Regions from separate parts of the Homo sapiens genome. Here region 1 is linked to region 2. Evidence: chromatin contacts called from ENCODE Hi-C or POLR2A ChIA-PET data. All regions are on one chromosome and are shown on one strand. The core of a region is the stretch at or near the end of the contact, and the rest is flanking DNA. Distances in the headings are between cores, read along the strand shown.

Evidence for each region. A loop is a pair of places that touch in the nucleus more often than their neighbours do. ChIA-PET counts read pairs that join two places held with the same protein, here RNA polymerase II (POLR2A). Pooled maps may share reads with other maps.
Region 1: a map of PC-9 shows a loop between it and region 2 (9-fold over the local background). The contact joins two enhancer-like sites. A Hi-C loop is called at or near these places in 1 of 168 maps with a recorded cell type or tissue (PC-9) and 1 of 50 pooled maps. POLR2A ChIA-PET finds 5 or more read pairs at or near these places in 5 of 52 experiments (Caco-2, HEK293T, MCF 10A and 2 more).

What each region holds. Positions count from the first base shown.
Region 1 is chr3:193,945,257-193,951,058 of GRCh38, forward strand. No RefSeq gene overlaps it. Among named protein-coding and RNA genes, the nearest start is that of LINC02026, 56 kb to the right of the region's middle. Within about 2 kb of position 1,840, at least 2 of the 41 ENCODE cell types and tissues checked have a DNase peak (open chromatin) inside an H3K27ac peak, as active enhancers do; they include PC-3, where a contact is called at or near this core.
Region 2 is chr3:194,085,787-194,091,128 of GRCh38, forward strand. All of the region lies in intron 3 of LOC102724877, which reads left to right. Among named protein-coding and RNA genes, the nearest start is that of LINC02028, 17 kb to the left of the region's middle. RefSeq lists a silencer at 1,014-1,308. Within about 2 kb of position 3,870, at least 15 of the 41 ENCODE cell types and tissues checked have a DNase peak (open chromatin) inside an H3K27ac peak, as active enhancers do; they include PC-3, where a contact is called at or near this core.

The sequences.
Region 1 (5,802 bases), core at 590-3,089, 140 kb before region 2:
AAAGCACAGGACTCTGAGCCAGGCTCTCTCCCTTCATCCTCCCCTCTCCTGCGGGTGGCTTCTCCTGGAACACTGGCTCATATCTCTGGAGCCTGTGGTTTGGGGATTGCCATTAGCCAACTACAACAGAGCCTGGAGAGTTTACTTTGGGTCTAAAATGGGAACTGGACCCACTCTCTGAGTAATGCTCATCACTCAGCAGGTCTCAGCCGGTGGCCTACAACTTTACAATTGACCCCTCTTCCCACCACCGTGGGTTGCTGTGTAGAGCAATCACTTCCCTCCTAAGCCTCATCTCCTGCTGCCTCCTCAAAGTTGCGATGGTTAGAAAACATGGCATCTGTATGCACCCTGCACGTTCTTGCATGCCAGGAAAGCTGAGCCACCATGCAGTCGCATGGCATGTCCGATCCGTCATGCCACTGTGAGGAAACAGGACGAGGACCAGAAAATCAGCACAGCAACATAAGTTCCTGACTGCTGCTGTGAGTGGACCGGAGATGCTGCACCAGTGACCCAGTCACTGCAGCAACTAGAAGCTGGGATTGACTGGATGCCTTGGGACAGCACAGAATCCATTTCAAGTGCTGAAAAGGACCTTAATAATATTCTAACCAACATACGGATGGGAAACGGAGGCCCGGAGAGGGAAGATTCCTACCCGGGTGCCTGCAGGGAGAGAAGGGCAGAGCTGAGACCCAAACCCAGGTGGGGGTACTGAGGCCAGTGCCCCCTTCTAATATGACTGAATCTCAGCTTCACTTTCCAGTGTGTTTTTGCCTTGGCGAGGGTGGAAATGAGTTTCCAAAACTCTGCAAAGAGAGAGGTATGCGGAGGGGCCAGACAAAGCCCGTGAGCATTTACCATAGATCTCTCTAAAATGGATAATCAATCAAGACGTTGTTGTATACTCTTGCCTCCTTGAGGGAGCATCTTGTGTACTTTCTCCTTGTTCCTCAGACCCCTTCACTATAACCAAGGTTGCCTCTGTGGTGAGTTCGTTAACGCTCGGGAGAAAATTCTCACATTAGAGCATTATTTTCAAAATGCACTCTTCAATGTCCAAAATATTTCCATTCCCAATATCTCACAGTCTTTTTTATTTTTTTATTTTTTCTATAATTTCAACTTTTATTTTATATTCAGAGGGTACGTGTGCAGGTTTATTACCTGGGTATATTGCAAGATGGTGAGGTTTGGGGACACAATTAACCCTGTTACCCAGGTACTGAGCATAGTACCCAATAGTTCGTTTTCCAACCCTTGTCCCCCTCTCCCCCTCCAGTAGTCCTCAGTTTCTATTACCGTCTTGATGTCCACGAGTACCCAGTGTTTAGCTCCTACGCCTAAGAAACAATATGCAATATTTGATTATCTGTTCCTGCATTAATTTACTTAGGATAACAGCCTCCAGCTGCATCCATGTTGCTGCAAGGACATGGTTTCACTCTTTTTATGGATGTGTAGTATTCTATGGTGTATATGTACCACATTTTCTTGATCCAATCTACCAGTGGTGGGCACCTAGGTTGATTCCCTGTCTTTGCTATGTGAACAGTGCAGCAATTAACATATGAGTGCATGTTGCATAACCTTTAAAGGCAAAAAGACATGCTCTATTATCCCATTTTTACAAAGAGGAAATGGGTTTTCAAGAGGTAAAGTAACTTGCCAAAAGCCACGCTCCCCACAAGTGGCTCATACAGACCTAAAGCCAAGTCTAGATCGAAGTCCAACACTTTGCAGAATTCTAGCTTCCAGCAGGAAACAACCTGACTTAGACAATACCTCATTATTTACTTCTCCTCTCTGGGGACAATGAAATTAATGTTCCTTTGAAACATGAGAGTTTGGATAGATGACCACATGTACTTGTCACCACCTCCTCTTCTCTCCTACACCTGGTGTACAGGCAAGGCTTTGAAGAATATAGTGAGTCATTGCAGTCCCCCATCCCTCTTTCAAAATTCCCTGCAGCCGATGAGACCGCTGTCCACACTCACAAACTTACCCTCCCCATTGAGAGTCTGGCATCATCGACGTCTCTCTCAGAGCCTGCCTACAGAGGGGCTGGCCATTGTTCTTGGATAGATGGCTAGACCTTTCAGCCTTCTGTTTTAAAGAAACAGGATGTGGCCAGGCGCAGTGGCTCATGCCTGTAATCCCAGCACTTTGGGAGGCTGAGGCGGGCGGATCACCTGAGGTCAGGAATTCGAGACCAGCCTGGCCAACATGGTGAAACCCCATCTCTACTAAAAAATACAAAAATTAGCCGGGTGTGGTGGCAGGCACCTTAACCCCAGCTACTTGGGAGGCAGAGGCAGGAGAATCATTTGAACCTGGGAGGCGGAGGTTGCAGTGAGCCGAGATCAAGCCATTGCACTCAAACCTGGAGGACAAGAGCGAGGAAAAAAAGAACAAGACATGAGAAAACACGTCAGGCAATCTGGGGTTATGCAGAGGCGATAAAGTCTCTTCATCAATTTTGCTACTTGGGAGTTTCTTCTGGAACATATGAGAAAAGAAGTGAATAGCTAAAGGTGGAAAAGATGAGCTAAGCCAGAGTGTTCACTCCCTGGACTAGAGTCTCGCCAGTAAAGTAGATAACAGAAAATATTTCAAAGATGAGACAAGCAGCAAATAAACCACTGAGAGAATAAAAAATGACTTCCTCCCAAATTTCTTCCCCCCTAAAAATACAAAAGATACAAGATATGTGGTTTTTTTTTTTTTTTTTTTTTTTGAGACGGAGTCTGGCTCTGTTGCCAGGCTGGAGGGCAGTGGCGCGATCTCGGCTCACTGAAGCCTCCGCCTCCCAGGTTCAAGCGATTCTCCTGCCTCAGCGTCCTAAGTAGCTGGGACTACAGGCATATGCCACCACACCCAGCTAATTTTTTTGTACTTTTAGTACCTTTGTACTTTTGTACCATGTTGGCCAGGATGGTCTCCATCTCCTGACCTTGTGATCTACCTGCCTCGGCCTTCCAAAGTGCCGAGATTACAGGCATGAGCCACCGCACCCAGCCCTCATGTGTGCTGCTTATATCTGACATAGGAGACATTGAACTCACACTCCGAATCTTGAGATATTAAAAGTTTTAAGAGATAAATGAGTTCCTCTTAGACAATTATACCTTTATGTCTGCCAGACTCAAATGGGATTTTCTGTAGAATCGTATGGTATATGAAAATCTTCTTTTATTGCAGCCGTTGGAGATGTGTGTGAGTATGTGTGTGTGTACATGCATATTATGCATGAAATTTTGTATCTTCGTTCAAGCTGTCACCCATCTCTCATCTGGAAAATGGCAATGGGATTAAAAGTGCCCCTGGCCTTGAGCCAACCTCTGCCAACTGTGTCTAAGATGCACATCTCACCACTTCCTCCCTTTGGCTGACACCTGCCCAGAGCTCCCCATTGTCCACCTGATAGAGTCTACCCTCCATAGACATAAAACCCCCAGTCCTTCTTCAACCCTCCATGCTCATCATTTCCTGCCTCACAGTTTATGTGCCAAGCAACACGGGGCTCTTCCTAGTTTCCTGCCCTGGTGTCTTTTCTCCTCCATAACCTTGCTTATGCTAGCATCTCTTCCAGGACCCAACATGCTTCTCCCACCTGGACCCCTATTCTCCTACAATGCCCTGGGTGTATCTGTAACTAGCACTTAGAATCACCTGTTCTGGTGTCTGTGTCTGCCACTAAACACACAATGTATGAAGAATATCATACATCAAAAACCACCCAAATCTTAAGTATACAACCAGCCAAATGTTTTCAAATTTCAACCAGCACCCAGAACAAAAAGCAGCCACTATATTTTTGAGGTCAGAGGCTGAGTTTTGTTCATCTTTGTAACTTTAGCACCATGACCAGTAGCTGGCATGCAGTATGTATGGTACCAAATGGTTGTGGAATTAATCAATGAATGGTTATTTCACTGTCTTTTCCTTCTGTTTCACTCATTTACGTTTTCTAACTATTCTCACTTTACCTAAGTTGACCAACAGGATAATTCAGGATTTCTCGCCCAGGCTTTGAGAGCTTGAGTTCTGAATGCTGAGGGTTGTGAAGGAATGTTGGTAGTTAGGGGAAGAAGCATGGGGAGCAGCTTGGCTGCTGACCACCAAACCTGGATAGGCAACTTGGTAAGATCCAAGACTCAGCCATAAGTGAAGATAAAAGTCTTTTCTCTTCATAAACTTCAAGCTATAATCTCAGCTGCCAAAGCATGTCACAGTAACTACCTCAATTAAGAATCAATGAAGAGATCACTAAAGAATAGAACATTTTAGCCTTTTTGCATTACAGCTAAGAAAAGGGAACAGGTAGCATTCATTTTTTCCACACTCAGCCTCTGGTGCCAGGTACCAGCATCGCCTTAAGTTGACAGCTGGCCCACACCTGAGGAGCAAAGGGTCTATTCTCCCTGCTTTCCATGTAAGCAATCATAGGAGGTGTACTATAAAGAGAGTGCTCCCTAAATATTAATGCCCCCATCCACACGCTTCTCTGAAAAGTCCACATTAGGAAGTAGTAAACGTACCATTTAGTTAGCATGTACTATGTGCCAGGCATTTGATAAATAGCCACTTGCACACATTACCACATTTATTCTTCATAACTACTCTCTCAGGTGAGTGATATTATCCGCATTTAACAGGTGAGAAAATTGAGCAATGGAAGCTGGGGTGTGACCTCATATCTTTGATTCCAAACCTATAGTAACTACTCTATTATAAACAAACTATATAACTTGCTTCCTCGTGTCCCTGCAACTGATGAGAAGACCAGTAGTGTCGAGGTTGAGAAACCCTTCTCAGAGGACTCCCCAGAACGAACCTGGGAACTTCAGACAGACTGGGTGGGCCTCCAGCCGGGCCTCGCAGCAGAATCAGGACGGGTCTGTCTTGCTGGCATGCCTCACATTCTCAATCTCACTGCTGGAAACCCAGATTCAATATTACCTGAGGCCGAAGCCTGAGTTCTTATGGTAAATTTTCCCCTGGGGAGTTAGAGTTTCTCATTTATGTTCACCCAAAACCTTACTTTGAAAGAACTATTTTGGAGAAGTTCACAGTGCACACGATGGAAGCATTGAAAACATCTACTCTTTCCCAGGGGCAGTCAAGGGAGATAGGTCCTTCTGAAATGGAAGGGAACCACTCCCCAAAGGAGCATTTCTGAATGAGAGATTAGCAAGGGTTTCCTCAGCAAAAAGCTCGATGTGAGGGCAAGCATCCCCTTCCCTGGCCTGAACGAGCAGCGTGTCATCCCGGGACCTACCCAACACCCTTGGACAGCCTAAGGAAAGGACCTTCTGGCACTGTTCAGACCAACAGCTGAGCCAGGGGCCTGACTAGTGCTCACCAGCATCTGAGCCCATTCGCTGGCTTGAGGACGGACACAAAGAGCCACCCTGATCCCAAGTCCAGGCCTTTAATGAGCCCCTCCACTCCTCACCTCTCAGACATCCCCTGTTTACATTTTATTCGCCAAAGGACCTAATCCCCGGGCTCCAGTCTGCACTTCATCTTGTCTCTGTGTGTCCTCCAGATTAATGCTCATCAGTAACTGTCGCCACAGAGGGGAAGACCCGAGCGTGAGGACATGCCAAGCCCTGCAGCTTTGGTGCCAACCAGAGAAAATATGGAAGAGGAAACCCAAACATTTATAAACATTTCAAAATGTTTAGTTCAAGACGCCCCATGTAAATAAGAGAGTGCCCAGGAGACACTCGTTTTCCTTGGACTTACATATTTTGTCCCAAATAAAGATTAGCTTAAAAAAGAAAATCCAAG
Region 2 (5,342 bases), core at 2,620-5,119:
GCCTGCAATTATCAAGAAAATAATATTATGTTTTAGTTACTTATTGATTTATAACATACAAAACTAAGCATAACCCCTATTCGACTTGATCCTCACAACAATAATCCAGGGATGGGGCAGAGAGCAGCCCTTCCATGGTTCCTCTTGCACCCACAGTGAAACCCTGTGCCTAATGCAAGCACCCTCAGTCATGCAGGGCAGGTCACCTCCTGTTCCGTTTCCATCCTTTCGGGTTAAGGGTAAGAAACCAAAAACTAAAAAAAAAAAAAAAAAAATTAAATGGCTCTTCTCTAGCACTGCAGATGCAGTAACATATTTATACTATGCTCTCACCTGGTATAAATGTTTTGACCATATTCGGGGGTGGTGGAGGGTGAGGAGAATGTTTGCGCTTCTCTTTTTGCAGTTAGCCCAGGTTGTTAGCTGCATGTTCTCTTGTCTCTCTCTCCCACAAAGCTGTGAACTCATCGCCTAGGGACAGCGGGTCTTAGGAGGCCCCCATAGCAAGACCCAGGGAGGAACTTTGCAATTATTTAGCAGCTCTTGGGAAGCACTTGCTAAATCCAACCCCCTCACCCATCCCAGTCGCTTGGTGGAGGAGACCCCTACAGAGTCCCGGCCAGAAGTCTCAGATGGCTATCCCATGCAAGACAGTCTCTCGAGGGCTCCATTGTTATACTCAAGTTGGCAGGAATAAGCTTCAGCCAGCTGGCCCGAGGATCCAAGTGATACCAGCTGGTCCCCAACCTACAGAGTGATCATGAGCATGTCTGTGAACTGGTATCTGACAGTTCGCTGTTCCCCATCTCCAGTTCCTGGAAGGGAAGCTACAACCTAACGGTGCCAAGGAGGGGTGGCTTGATGTGGAAGGCGGTTGTCCCTCACTGTCCCGATTACCCACCGCGTGCCTCTGCCTCCCTTTCCCACACTCTGCTGCTTTGCTACCGTGGTGCCGGTGCTCAGTTTGTCAGGCCTCCCAGGCTCAGCAGGCAGGATGCCGTAATTCTCAAGAATAAAGAAAACATTTTAGAGTCTGACAAGCCCAACATTTGCATGTCTGTTTTCAGAGAAATACCCATGTTGGGGGATTAATCCTCTTTCTTCTGCCCCCCTCCCATCCAGCCCAAAGTAGGAAAACATTCTTGACATAGTTGCCTGAAAAGGATTTCTAAAGAGAAAAATACTGCCCATGCCCTGTGATTTCAGGCACTTAGTGTGAAAAGCACCCAGAGGAAGGTGATAGGGTAAAGAACAGAAAAGAAAATATCCTCTTTAGTCAAATAGATTGTTGATCTTAAAGTGGACGGTGCATTAGCTTTGTCTCTAGTCTCCAGAAATAGACATGTTGGTGCTCTACTTAAAAAGGCATGATTTCTGCACTAAGAGCCGAGCCTGTGCTCCCCTAGGCTGTGGATTGGAGGATAGTAAATGGGGAAAGGGGCAAAAGCCCAAGGCCCAGAGAGGCACTCGGCAGAGGAGAGAAACACAGGGTTTATCTCTTGGAGCATTTTACACTAGGACTTAGGCTTATCCAGATGCTAAGAGACTCTGAATTTGGAAGAGAAAAAATACATTTTACCTCATATTTGGGAAGGCCTGCTTCCCAAAGGTCTGCCTCACTCTTGGGGAGGTCCTCTCTGATCTGCTCTGAGCATTAAAAGTAAATTTATGAAAGAATTCCTGGAGAAAAGCCAACTAGGGCGACTTGTTCTGAATCATTAAAGTTTCTGTCTTAAAAGATGATTTCCACAAAGGCCGACTCTATTCTCGTCTCTCAGGTTGGGAAGCTGATGAACTTGTAAGCAGTAAGGGCCCTCTGATGAGATGAACTTTGCTCCCATTGTTCCAAAGAAAGCGAACCTGTGCCCAGGAAGGCGATTGAGGATGGAGGGGCTGGTCCAGGCAGATGTAGCAAAAGGCAATTTTAAAGTTCTTAAGACAATGTGGGCATGCCCAAGATCACAGCCATGCACCCATGCATCCATTCAACAACTGAATGTTTGTGTTGGCCAGAGCCCTGTATTAAATGGCGATTCCCTTCAACCTCGAGAGGGCACGTAAGCCCACAAAGTCCTGGAAAGGAGATACGATGGGAAGCGCAGGAAATTCAGAGAGCCCACGGTGAGTGTGAGTGGACTGACCACGGTGGAGCCATGAAAGCATCTCAATACCAACCCCAGAGGCAAGGCCCAGTGCGTGGTGGTGAAGACAGGTGGTCCAGGACAGCCTGGATGCTCAGAGAACTTCCTGTGGGCCAAGCCCAAAATGGCACAGGCTGAGGCAGCACATCCTGCGTGTCCATCAGGAGAGCAGTTTCCAAGTGGAGCCATGGGGAAGGAGCCAACAGGAAAGGACCCTCTTCTCTGAGGAGCTAGGGACATGGGGAGAGCTCTCCACCTGAGCCTGGGCCAAGAGGAGGGAACGCCTGGCAGGACCCAGTGCCCAGAACAAAGGAGCTTGTGTCAGGGCCTCTGGGATAGGGACCAGGGGAGGCCAGCGGCGTGAGGCCCAGGTGAGACTTGCACTGCACAGTGATCATCTGGACATGCTCTCAAGCACCACAAAGAATTGTCGCCTGATTGCTGGAAAGCAGAGGGCCGGGCTGGGGCAGACCCGAAAGGGGAACCTTGAGAAAAGAAATGGAGGGAGGCAGGAAAACTTTCTTTGCAACAATGGTAGCAAAGTTCATCTCATCGGAAGGGCCTTGTTGCTTACAAGGTCATCAGCTTCCCAACCTAAGAGATGGGGATAGACCTGGCCTTTGTGGAAATCATCTCTTAAGACAGAATCATCAAAAATTCACTCTAGTTGGCCTTTCTCCAGGAATCCCCACACAAATTAACTTTATATGCTCAGAGCCAGTCAGAGAGGACCTCCCCAAGAGCGAGGCAGATGTTTGGGAAGTGAAACCAGAGACTTTGCCTTAAAGGGGACACATTCCCTCCTGCTCCCCACTAATCCTAGAGTCTGCAATAAGCTGTCTGAGATAAGAGGGGCGAAGAAACCAGCCAGAGAAGAGATGCAAAATTCCTTAAAGTTCTTGATCTGTAGTTCTTATCCCAAACGTGTGGCAAAAAAAGAAAGCTACCCACCACCTTTATGCCTTTCTCCCAGTAAAAGACTAATTTCAGCTGGGCAGGGTGGCTCAAGCCTGTAATCCCAGCACTTTGGGAAGCTGAGGTGGGCGGATTGCCTGAGGTCAGGAGATCGAAACCAGCCTGGCTAACATGGTGAAACCCCGTCTCTACTAAAAATACAAAAATTAGGGCATGGTGGCGCACACCTGCAGTCCCAGCTACTCAGGAGGCTGAGGCAGGAGAATCACTTCAACCTGGGAGGCGGAGGTTGCAGTGAGCCGAGATTGCGTCACTTCACTCCAGCCTGGGAGACAGAGTGAAACTCCGTCCCAAAATGAATAAATTAATTAATTAAAATAAAATAAGACTAATTTCAAAAATCCCTCTTAGGTACACAGCAGAGTATAGCATACAAAATGCATTTGGCCCTCTCACCCTGGGTTTCATTCTGCGATTTCCCTATAAGCATTTAGATTTCCTTCTGCATGACCCAAGCTAAGACTGGAAGGGAAGCTTGCCATCAGCTGACAGTGAGGAGTGGCAGGTAGACAGGCCTTAGGAGAAGGGGGAGGTCAGTGTCTTGGGACGTCCGGCCCCAATTCTGACCCCCAAAAGGAGAGCATCAAGGCCCAGAAGCATTCAAGCAGAGGTGAAAGCACACCCCACACCAGCAGCATCTGCCTCACTGCCACCCCCAACCCCAACTTAACCACCCGGTTCTGCTCGGGGCTGAACTGATTAGTCATTCATAATGCTTAAGTCATTAATTCAGGAAGGAAGCCACGCTAGCTGCCTCTTCTCACTGGGAGTTTGCTGCCGTTGCAAAACAGATGAGTAATCAGACATTCCGGGAGCCCTCGTTAAGCCCATTGCCAAGAAAGGTGTCTTGCAGCTCATTTGCTGCGGGGGAAGCCACGCTACAGGCCCTGAGTCACGCTGGATCCAGGGGAGGGCAAGGCCAAACTTGCTGGAGTGCAACATTGCATCACCGAGATCTGCGACGGAGAGGCTTACCCAGCCACCGAGCTCCACTGACCTCACCCACAGCCCCAGCTGGGGCTGACCCTCTGTGGGCTGCTCCGCTGCTTCTGGGGTTCGGGGAGGCTCAAGGGGTCAGAGACAGACATCCTGGGAGGGACACCCGGTACTAGATGGAGTCTTATGTCCCTATATGACAGGTGCTAAAACTGAGGCCCACAAAGGCAGTGACACTTGCCTAGAGTCAAACCTAATTCAAACAGATTTAGGATAGAATTTCATCTCAGTTTTTTTGTCCCCAGCAATTTTCACTGCACCAAATTACATCAATAGGTAATGCAGGTAATGTTAAAGGCTAGACTGTGAATGGCAACGTAGTAAAAACTACCCGACGTCCAGCAGCAGCAAGTACTTTAGAAAATTGTGGTCAAATAAAATGAAATGCTAACCATCCATCTAAAAAAGATTGTTACCACTTTACATTCTGATATGGAGCTGTCTCCAGGATACGCTTTTTATTGCTGTTGTTGTTGTTGTTTGTTTTCTTTCTTTTTTTTTTTTCTTTTGAGATGGAGTTTTGCTCTTGTCACCCAGGCTGGAGTGCAATGGCGTGATCTTGGCTCACTGCAACCTCCGCTTCCCGGGTTCAAGCTATTCTCTGCCTCAGCCTCCCGAGTAGCTGTGATTACAGGCGTGCTCCACCACGCCCAGCTAATTTTTGTATTTTTAGTAGAGATGGGGTTTCGCCATGTTGGCCAGGCTGGTCTCGAACTCCTGACCTCAGGTGATCCACCTGCCTCAGCCTCCCAAAATGCTCTTAAATGGTTTTTAAGAGCAAGAAAGCAACTTATGGAGACAGTACGTATGGTGCACTACTGTGTGAAGGAGGGACACACACACACTCCATAACACCTAGTGTTCCAAAGGAGTGCAAGGGCTGGCACTAGCCATGCGAGTTATTATCAGAGTGCATTTTCCAACCCGTGCCCTGAGTCGAGCTTCCATGAGTGCCTCTAACTTGTGGCCACTGAGCCTGGCCAGCCCCGTTTCCCTGTACCCCTCCTCCACCCCAGTGCATCTCCATGCCTGAGTGTCCAGGTGCTCAGGAACCTCTGCGCAGGCAAAGCTCTGGGAGAGGCCCCTTGGTACCCCCTACTCCCCCTTCCCCTAGTGTCAGACAATGGAGGCCCAGCTTCGAAGCTTGCCTGAGGTCACAAACGGACAGCCCCAGAAAGAAAATGCTTCATGCCTCCGTGTCTTAAAGCTTTCATTCTTTGTGAGTTGTCT